2 separate regions of the Homo sapiens genome follow, and region 2 is linked to region 1. A link is a contact called in ENCODE Hi-C or POLR2A ChIA-PET data. All regions are on one chromosome and are shown on one strand. The core of a region is the stretch at or near the end of the contact, and the rest is flanking DNA. Distances in the headings are between cores, read along the strand shown.

The links. Hi-C counts contacts between places; a loop is a spot of excess contacts on that map. ChIA-PET counts read pairs that join two places held with the same protein, here RNA polymerase II (POLR2A). Pooled maps may share reads with other maps.
Region 2: a pooled map shows a loop between it and region 1 (5-fold over the local background). The contact joins the promoter of ANO8 here to the promoter of TRMT1 in region 1. A Hi-C loop is called at or near these places in 1 of 168 maps with a recorded cell type or tissue (posterior vena cava) and 1 of 50 pooled maps. POLR2A ChIA-PET finds 5 or more read pairs at or near these places in 1 of 52 experiments (B cell).

The regions. Positions count from the first base shown.
Region 1 is chr19:13,113,393-13,118,626 of GRCh38, reverse strand. TRMT1 (tRNA methyltransferase 1) reads left to right here and starts at 1,887. Exons shown (of 17, transcript NM_001136035.4): 1 at 1,887-1,974; 2 at 2,196-2,481; 3 at 2,575-2,630; 4 at 2,859-3,001; 5 at 3,161-3,348. The coding sequence starts at 2,228. NACC1 (nucleus accumbens associated 1) reads right to left here and starts at 363. Exons shown (of 6, transcript NM_052876.4): 1 at 173-363. RefSeq lists a silencer at 354-553 and enhancers at 594-743, 1,704-1,893.
Region 2 is chr19:17,333,313-17,338,581 of GRCh38, reverse strand. ANO8 (anoctamin 8) reads left to right here and starts at 3,727. Exons shown (of 18, transcript NM_020959.3): 1 at 3,727-4,017; 2 at 4,782-4,892; 3 at 5,028-5,160. The coding sequence starts at 3,912. GTPBP3 (GTP binding protein 3, mitochondrial) reads right to left here and starts at 1,029. Exons shown (of 9, transcript NM_032620.4): 1 at 918-1,029; 2 at 327-574; 3 at 131-217; 4 at 1-43. The coding sequence starts at 970. RefSeq lists enhancers at 45-716, 717-1,388, 1,389-2,060 and a silencer at 3,785-4,224.

The DNA.
Region 1 (5,234 bases), core at 638-3,137:
TCAAGGCCGCCCGCGGTAGCTGGGCCTCCACACACTCGCCTGCCCGGGCACAGTGCAGGCTGCGGGCCCGGCTCCTCCTCGGTCCGAGAAAGCACCCAGGCCCTCCCCACTCAGCCCTCGGGCCGCCCCGGCTGGAGGAGGCCGGAACCGGGCCTGAGGCGGGCCGCCTCACCTGCGCCGTGGCCGCGCTCCGGGGGGTCCCGGCGGGCTCCGCAGCGGCGGCTGGGGCCGGGCCTGGGCCCGGGGCGCGCCCCGCTGCGCCGGGGCCTCGGCCTCCGCCTCCGCGGCCTCCGCGGCCTCCGCCTCAGCAGCAGCGGCAGCCGCGGCGGCCATTCATTGTGGGCCAGGCCGCCCCAGCCGAGCGCCGAGCGAGCGCAAGCCGCGCTGCCGCCGCAGCCAGGCCAGGGAGGAGCGGCCCCGGCCCCGCCCGCGCACCGCCCTCGGGCCCCGCCCTCCAGGCGAGGCCAGCCGAGCTCCGAGCGCGCCCCTTCTAACCGGCTCCGTCTCCTCTCTATGCCCCTGGGGGATCCTCGCCAGTACGTCGGCTCAGCTCGATGGTTCGAATCCTGGCCCCGCCACCTTCTAGTCCCGCGACCTTGGGCAAGTCGCTCTACCTTTCCGAACTTTAGTTTCCTGTAAAACAAAAACAATAATGACTGCTGTTTATTGTGGCAGGCACTGCGTTACATTCTTTATGGGAATTAGCTCGTTTAAACTACACAGTAACATTTTTTAGTGAGAACTGCTACAGACACACTATAGAAAATAAAGGCAGCTGGGCGCGGTGTCTCACGCCTGTAATCCCAGCACTTTGGGAGACCGAGGTGGGTGGATCGCCTGAGGTCAGGAGTTCGAAACCAGCCTGGCCAATATGGTGAAACTCTGTCTCTACTAAAAATACAAAAATTAGCCGGGCGTGATGGCATGCGCTTGTAATCCCAGCTACTCGGGAGACTGAGGCAGAAGAATCGCTTGCACCCGGGAGGCGGTGGTTGCAGTGAGCCGAGATCATGCCACTGCACTCCAGCCTGGGCGAGACTCCGTCTCAAAAAAAAAAAAAAAAGAAAGAAAGAAAGAAAAGGAGGCACAGAGAAATGAAGAAAGCTGGTCAAGATCATCACACAGCAAGGAAGTGATGGTAGGTGCCAGGATTTAAACACAGGCTCAAAAGCGACAATAAGACCTAAGACTTTTATGATGCTTACCGGATGCTAGGTTCTGTTAGCATTTTACCTGCACTAACTCGTTTACTTCTCACTACAACCCAGTAACAAATGGTAAAAAAAAGTTCTGCCCATTTTGCAAAAGCGGTAACTTAAGTTCAGAGTTAACAAGTCGCAGGGCGAGCTGAGACTGGAACCCAGGTAGCCGGGACCACTTCGCTGTCCTGCCTTCATACACTGGTTAGAACTTTACCGAGCGCTTACAATGTTAGAGTGGTTCTTTGCACACTTTCCAGGAATCTGTCATTTAATCTTTGCTCTATCTGAGAAACCACGATTCTCATTTAATAGGTAAGAAAAGTGAAGCCGCGGGAGTAACCTGCCCAGAGCATGTGATGGGACTGAGATTCAAACCCGGTAAATCCAACTCCAGAGCCTGAGTCATTCCTGCAGGGTGCTCTGAAATAATGTGTATATAGCACCCAGAACACAGAAGAGGACCAATAAGTGTTGGGTTTCTCCGCTTACCGCCCCTTTTCTGAGCCACAACTTCCTCATCTGTGAAATGGGACTAGGGACGTGTCCTCTCCCAGGGGATCCACTGTGATTAACACCCCCGGAACAGCACGATCAGCGCGCTTCCTTTATGGCTTTCATTTTGATCCCGGCCGCCCACCGTACGTTTCCTCATTGACTGGCCAACCACTATCATGTGATTCGCCCACCCACTGTGCCAACATGGCGGCGCCCAGGTCCTAATTCGGGAAACGTGCACCTTGACTAATTCGGTTTTCTGTGGCTACGAGAGCAGGTGAGGACGGGCTAGGCAGCGCGGGGAGGGATTCGGACTCGGGGCGGGCCTGCACGAGGGCATCGGCTCCACAGGGACCAGTCATCCCCAAAACGAGGGGATATCAGCTTACCGAGGCCGCAGGTTTTCCTAGTCCCTACCTCATAGATATGTAGGACATCCCCGGGCCCGGAATGCGGCTCTCTGACCCTCTCTGTGCCCTCCCCCGCCCCCCGAACCAGGCTTGGCGGGCGGAGGCGCCAGCGGATGTCTCATGCAAGGATCGTCTCTGTGGCTAAGCCTCACTTTCCGCTCCGCCCGGGTGCTCTCTAGAGCCCGGTTTTTCGAGTGGCAGTCTCCAGGGCTGCCGAATACAGCAGCGATGGAGAACGGCACCGGGCCCTACGGAGAAGAACGTCCACGTGAAGTCCAGGAGACGACAGTCACCGAGGGGGCTGCCAAAATCGCCTTTCCCAGTGCCAACGAGGTCTTTTATAACCCGGTGCAGGAATTCAATCGGGACCTGACGTGAGCAGGGGTCAGACGTTAGCCTGGCATCGGCTAGTGGGTCAGTGTGGATGGCGGGGGCGGGGTATGAGCTAGTCCTCTGTCTCCCACCAGATGTGCTGTGATCACCGAGTTTGCTCGCATTCAGCTTGGGGCCAAAGGAATCCAGAGTGAGTGGAGGTCCAGGCTTCTGGTGGGCGGGGGTCACACAAGTTTATCTCCCTGCCTGGGCTCTTCTGCCGCCCAAATCCAGAGGGGCTTCAGCCACATAGCAGGCCCTGGGTTCTGCTCCTTCAGCCTTTCCGCAGGGATTTCAGGGACGATATTTTGGAGATTAAGGGGAGGTTTCTCAGAGGGGACCTTGTTATTCTCTGACTTGTGCCTCTGGGTGGCTGCAGTCAAGGTTCCAGGAGAGAAGGACACGCAAAAAGTGGTCGTGGACTTGTCAGAGCAAGAGGAGGAAAAGGTTGAACTGAAAGAGAGTGAAAACCTGGCCTCAGGAGACCAACCTCGCACAGCGGCCGTGGGGGAGATCTGTGAGGTGGGGCCTGAGCATAGGAGCTGGCAGCCCTGGAATTTAGCGGGAGACAGAGGGCTCCTGGAGGGGGAGAGCTATAGGAGGTGGGTGGTGGGGGCTCCTTGGGGCCCAGAAGAGGATGGAGGTGGAGATGTGAGGGAGGTTTTCTGCTTACTCCAACAGGAAGGCCTGCATGTGCTGGAAGGCCTGGCAGCTTCAGGCCTACGTTCCATTCGATTTGCCCTAGAGGTGCCTGGGCTCAGATCTGTGGTTGCAAACGATGCCTCCACCCGGGCTGTGGATCTCATACGCCGGAATGTCCAGCTCAATGACGTGGCCCACCTGGTACAGCCGAGCCAAGCAGATGCCCGGTAGGTTCTGGGCATCACAGCCTAGCTCTGGGACAAGCCTGCCTGGGGTCAAATTCTGGCTCTGTCACATTCTCACTCTGTGACCTTGAGTGAGTGACTTAGCCTCTTTGAGCCCCAGTTTCCTTGTCTGTCAACTGAGAAAATTAGTTTTACAGGGGTTGCTGTGATGAGTAATAGATAATTATGGTATGATCCATACTCTGTGCCAGAAATAAGTAGCATCCTGGTCTCTGTTTTAACTTCTTACACTCCTTTTATTCATTCAAATGAGCCATAGTATATCCAGTGTCTGCTATGTGTCAGGCACCGTTTTCAAGAACTGGAAATGCATCAGGAAACAAAACATGCAAAATTGGTGACCTTCGCAAGAGTTGGCAAACTATAGCCTGTGGGGCTCACAGCCTTTTTTTGTTTGTTTGCTTGTTTGTTTGTTTTTTGAGATGTAGTCTCGCCCTTGTTGCCCAGGCTGGAGTGCAGTGGCACGATCTCAGCTCATTGCAACCTCCGCCTCCCGGGTTCAAGCCATTCCCCTGCCTCAGCCTCCCGAGTAGCTGGGATTACAGGCACGTGCCACCACGCCTGGCTAATTTTTATTTTTATTTATTTATTTATTTTTTGACACGGAGTCTCGCTCTGTTGCCCAGGCTAGAGTGCACTAGCGTGATCTTGGCTCACTGCAACCTCCGCCTCCCAGGTTCAAGTGATTCTCCTGCCTTAGCCTCCCGACTGAGTAGCTGGGACTACAGACATCTGCTACCACACCCACCTGTATTTATAGTAGAGATGGGGTTTCACCATGGTGGCCAGGATGGTCTCGATTTCCTGACCTCGTGATCTGCCCGCCTCGGCCTCCCAAAGTGGTGGGATTATAGGCATGAGCCACTGCACCTGGCTATGCCAGGCTAATTTTTATATTTTTAGTAGAGACAGGGTTTTGCCATGTTGGCCAGGCTAGTCTCAAACTCCTGACCTCAAGTGATCTGCCCACCTCGGCCTTCCAAAGTGCTGGGATTACAGACGTGAGCCACTGCGCCCGGCCTAGCCTAGTTTATCAATGGCCCACAACCCAAGAATGTTTTTTACATTTTTAAAGGTTAAAAAAGAAGACTATGCAGTAGGGACCACATATGACTCACAAAGCCTAAAATACCTTCTGACCTTTTACAGAGAAAAAAGTTTTTACTTTTCTGACCTTACTAGAATCCAAATAGTAATCACAGACAATGAAAAGTAATTAGCTGGGCATGGTGACTCATGCCTGTAATCAAGCATTTTGAGAGGCCAAGGCAGGAGGATCGCTTGAGGCCAGGATTTCAAGACCAGCCTAGGCAACACAGTGAAACCCGTCTCTACAAAAATTTTAAAATGAGGTCAGACGCAGTGGCTCACCCCTGTAATCCCAGCACTTTGGAAGGCCGAGGTGGGCGGATCACTTGAGGTCAGGAGCTCGAGACCAGCCTGGCCAACATGGTAAAACCTCGTCTCTACTAAAAATATAAAAATTAGCCAGGCATGGTGGCACGTGCCTGTAATCCCAGCTACTTGGGAAGCTGAGGCAGGAGAATCGCTTGAACCCAGGAGGTGGAAGTTGCAGTGCGCCGAGAACCCACCACTGCACTCCAGCCTGGGTGACACAGCGAGACTCTGTCTCCAAAGAAAGGAAAAAAAAAATGTGTTAATACATCTATAAACTGCTTGAAATGGTGTCAGGCAGATACGTCTTATATCAGTATTGTTGTTGTTTTAGATGTGTGGACTGAGTTCCACATGGTGCTTTTCCTAAGTAGGAAAATTGTGCAGTTTAATAAATGACCAAGGCCAGTGCAGTGGCTCACACTTGTAATCTCAGCACTTTGGGAGGCCGAGGTGGATGGATCACTTGAGGT
Region 2 (5,269 bases), core at 2,478-4,977, 4.2 Mb before region 1:
GTGAACTCGCCTGCCTCCGCCGGTCGAAGCCCTGGCACGCTGCCTGCAGGAAGGTCCCAGTCTGACACCCCCTGGTCCCCACCCAGGCCCATTGGGAGGACCAAGCATCTCACCCAACGCTGCAACTCACCCAAGGCCTGCAGGACGCCGCTCACCACTGCCGGGCCTCCATGCACGTGGAACTCCACGCAGTCCTCACCGGTGAAACTCTGGGGACCTAATGTGACAGACAGGTGACAGGAGGACAGCACAGCCAGTGCAAACCCTTGGAAGGGGGAAACTGAGTCATGGGACCTACAGGAGGCTCGGAACCTGGGGACCCTCACCTGGGAACCAGAGCACCAGTGCGCGGTCCAGAGGCTCCCCGGAGCGGGGATCGCTGAGCAGGCGCAGGCTGGCGTGGCGAGCAAGGGGCAGGTCTCGGGGTGCTGTGAGAATTCGGAGGGCGTGGCCGCTGGCGGGGCCGCTGGTCCGGATCACTGCGATGCCGCAGCGGCCTTGGCCAGAGCTTAGCGCGAAGATGGTGGCGCCGGAGCCGGGGGCTGGTGCGCCGCTGCTCCGGCGCGTGCACAATCTGGAACCGGAGGGGAGGCGAATCAGCGCACCTGGGAGGCTCAGCCTCAGTGTCAAGTAGACCGAGGGCTCGATGATCGCGAGATGCTCCAGGTGGGGGGGTTCTGCGGCTGGGGGATGCACAAATTGGATGTTCTGAAGGCCGAAGGGTGACCGGATTAGGGACTGTGAGGCCAGAAGGAGACCCAGATATGGGCTCTGCCGCAAGGGTCATGAACGATTGAGGCACGGAAGAACGCGAATGATTGCTCTGCCGCAGGGAATTGGGCCCCTAAAACCCAGGGAGTGGGTCTGGGGTCCAAGCAGCACCCCAAGCTGTCGCACCCCTTCCCCTGTAGCCCCACCTGCGAGGCCCACGTGCCGCTTGGGCCGCCAGGGTCCAAAGCCCCCGCCACATGGATTTACAACCTGCGACCCGCCTGCCCGACCTGCCTGTGTGGCTTCAAGTCTGGGCAGGGGGCCCCGCCCACTCCGCGGCTTGACTAGTAAAGTGCTCAACTATTCTCGACCACCATTGGGTATCTTAGGATACGTCCTGCCCACCGTCTGAAGATACTCGCTTCCATTGGCTGGTGCAAGGGAGAGCGGGAGCGGGAGGCGGTATGGAGGTAGGTGTAGCGAAATGTTGTTCCCCGGGCAACATGAGACCAAATTTTTAGGGTCCTAGCGCAGCGAGGCTGACAATAGGAATAAGGAATGGAAGAAAGGACAGAGTTTGGCACAGGGCAGTGCAAATTACAGCGAGGGGAGGTTTTGAGTCCCGCATTTTCCATCTGCTCACTCCGCAGCCTTAGGCGTGGCAAGGACCTATGTGCGTTCAGTTTTCCCGTTCAAGAAAGGAGGGACTACACCTCTTTACGTTCAGGTTCAGACCGGAAACTCAGAGCATCTCGGTGACCGGGAGGGACGAGTACTGGAGAACCCACGCCCTGATCCAGGGAAAATCTTGCCCGAACTTCTGGAAAGAGTCCTACTTGCTTTTTCCGGAACTCTCCAGATTCTCTCCCCTCCCCAGCGTTCCCTTCTGCCGTTCCCTCGGCTTCGGATGCCCTTCCTCATTTGACAAACTCGTCTTCAAGGCCTAGCTCCAAGATCCCCTCCTCCAGGAAGTCTTCCTGGAACCCCCAGCACAGCCCTCTCTCCACTGTGGACTTCCTTGGCTCTCTGTCTCTCTGGTCCAGGTCTGCACCTGCAGAGCCAAGTGTCCGGTCAGTCTCTGGCTCCCCGAAAGCCAGAAAGGGGAGCCTCGGAGATTGCTTTCAGGTTAACCCAGGACAGCACTGAAACTCGGAATAAAGCGCTGATGGTGGAATTCCAGGCACTGGCTGGGCGGGGTCTCCGGGAGCGCCTTCGCATGGCGGATTCTCTGGTTCTGGATCAGAGCGGGCGGGCGGCGCACTTGCGTGTTAAGAAAAATCTGTCTGACAGAATAGAGTTCTAATACCCCCTTACCTCGCCCTGCTCAATATTTTTATTTACTTTATTATTTTATTTTATTTTATTTTTGAGACAGGGTCTCACTCTGTCGCCCAGGCTGGAGTGCAGTGGCGCGATCACGGCTCTTGCAACCTCCAACTTTTGGGCTCAAGGGATCCGCCCGCCTCAGCCTCCTGAGTAGCTGGAACCACAGGCGCGAGCCACCATGCCAGTCTAACTTTTCGGTGTTTCTTTTTGTTTGTTGTTTTTGTTTGTTTGTTTTGTTTTCGTTTTTTTGGTGGAGACGGGGATCTCACTACGTTGCCCAAGCTTTTTTTTTTTTTTTTTTTTTTTTTTGAGACGGGGTCTCGCTCTGTCGCCCAGGCTGGAGTTCAGTGGCGCGATCTAGACTCACTGCAACCTCCGCCTCCCAGGTTCAAGCGATTCTCCTGCCTCAGACTCCCAAGTAGCTGGGACTACAGGCGTGCGCCACCATGCCTGGCTAATTTTTTGTATTTTTAATAGAGACAGGGTTTGGCCATGTTGGTCAGGCTGGTCTCGAACTCCTTGCCTCAGGTGATCTACCCGCCTTGGCCTCCCAAAATGCTGGGATTACAGGCGTGAGCCACTGCGCCCGGCCGAGGCTTTAATATTTTAAGTTGTAAAATAGGAACAAATGATGACATATTTATATTTCATCTGCCATTCTCTAGTTGTTACATCTGTAACAAGCTAGTTATTACATCTGTAACAAGCTAGTTGTTACATCTGTAACAAGCGTACAGCAAGCGCCTACTGTGTGCTCGCATTGAGAACCAGACCTGGCCCCTCGTTCCTACCCTCGCTGGGCTTTCAGTCTAACAGACTGAGCTACTCAGAATAGTCAGGGGTTGGCCAAATGCCAGGTAAAACCCAGGTCGCCCAGCTAAATGTGAATTTCAAATAAACAATGAATAATTTTTTAGTACTAGTATGTCCCATGTAGACATAGGACATAGAAACATTTATGTATGTATGTATATATATGTATTTGAGACAGGGTCTCGTTCTGTCGCCCAGGATGCAGTGCAGTGGGTGTGATCTCAGCTCACTGCAGCCTTGACCTCCTGAGCACAAGCGATTCTCCTGCCTCAGCCTCCCAAGTAGCTGGGATTACAGGTGCGCCCCGCCCAGCTAACATTTATTCTTTTATCTGAAATTTACATTTAACTAGACGGACTGTATTTTTATTTGCTAAACTTGACAACTCTATGGGATCCTCTCCGAGGTTACATCCTGAAGGGAGTCGGTGTTAACCGGACGAAGAGTGCATGAGGAGTGTTCTAGGCAGCCAAATGGTGCGTGCAAAGTTCCTAAGCAGGGCTTGCTGTAATTATGTATCACAGCCCTACTGGGGTGGTTGAAGTTATTGTCACCAGGAATCTTCCCCAACCGGCCCGCCCCTCCCACGTCCTCCCTTAGTCAACTTACGCCCATCTCACATTCCAAACAGCGTCTCCAGGGTCCGGAGTTTGCAGATGGGGAAACTGAGGCTCCGAGGCGGGGACCAGAAGAAAGCATGGGTGGGGACAAGTTGGAGAATGCACCATCAGTGCGGGCGGGGACCAGCAGCAGGGAGCGAGGTAGGCGGGCGAGAAGGAAACCCAGAAAACAACACGGGCGGAGACGCGAACCAAAGAACTAGGCGGGCGAACTCAGCTGAGAACCCTAGAGTGACGTGCATCGGGCCGGGAAGGAGAATCGAGGTTCGGCTCGGGCGGGGACGAGAAGCAGCGCTCGGGCGAGCGAGGACCGAGGCCGGCGCGGGCGGGCGCGGCCTTTGTCTCCTCCTCCCGCGCGCTCCGCGGCTGCACCGGCCCCATGAGCCCGCGGCTCCCCGTCGCCCGGGCCGTCCGTAGCCCCTGACCTGACCTGTCCTCGCCATGGCCGAGGCCGCCTCCGGCGCCGGGGGCACGTCCCTGGAGGGCGAGCGTGGCAAGAGGCCCCCGCCGGAGGGCGAGCCTGCAGCCCCGGCGTCCGGAGTTCTGGGTATGTGTGCGGCGGCTGGACCAGACAGGGTTGCAGGTGCCTGGGGAGCCCGCGTCAACTACACGGGGAGGAGGATCAGGGTCAAACGTAACCTGGCGTGGTGTCTGGACGAGGGGCCGGCTCCTCCCGGCACTGCGGCTGCGGCCCGGCGGGCGGGGCTGGGACGGTGCTTCGGGCTGGGGTCCCGGCGCGGAGACGCGGACACGCCCCTCCGAGAGCCCCAGGCTTGGGCTGCGCCCTGCCACCCCCGGGCTGCGGGATCGCGGCGGGCCAGGGATGTGCTTGAGAGAGCCTCTCCGCGAAGAATACAGAATCATACGGTCCTGGGTTCAAATCCCAGCTTGACTGTGTGACCTTGGGCGCGTGACTTAAACGCTCTGGGCCTCAGTTTCCTCACCTGTGAAATGGGGGTAAGAACCGCACCTAGTCCCTGGGGCTGCTGCAAGGACGGCGCTGTCATAATGTGGTGAAGCGCTCAGGGCTGCTAGTGAGCGCCCCATCGATTGTGGTTTTGGAGGCGGAGCTGGGCCTCAAGAATGAGTAAGATTTGTAAGGGAGGATCTGGGGGGAAGGGCATTTCTGGAGGAAGGCCTGGCTGGTACAAGGACGTGGAGGGAGGAAAATAAGCCAAGCCCAGAGCTCCCGGGGCCTTGAATGCCAGGTGGAGTGGTGAGGAGCCCTGGCGGGGGCAGGAGGAGCCAAGACTGGAGGCCGGGTCCGGATCCCAGAGTGGCCTGACCCGGGCCTGCTACGCCGCCCCCTAGATAAGCTTTTCGGAAAGCGGCTCCTGCAGGCTGGTCGCTACCTGGTGTCCCACAAGGCGTGGATGAAGACGGTGCCTACAGAGAACTGCGACGTGCTGATGACCTTCCCAGGTACCCAAGCCCGCCCGCCCGCCCGCCCAGTGCCCAGATGCGGCTCTCCTGAGCTCGGCTTCCCAGAACGGGAATACGTAGGAGGCCTTGGGCCCCCTCGTGGCAGGAGCCATCGGTCCCTGTGCCCCTTGGCAGACACGACCGATGACCACACGCTGCTATGGCTGCTGAACCACATCCGCGTGGGCATTCCCGAGCTCATCGTGCAAGTCCGCCACCACCGCCACACGCGTGCCTACGCCTTCTTTGTCACCGCCACGTATGAGAGGCGAGTCCCCTGTCCCTGGCCTCTCGCTGAGCCTGCCACCCGACTCCCCGCTCTACCAAGTGCCAACCATGCTATCCAGCCGCCCTGCGTTTGTCCCAAAGGCTGCCAG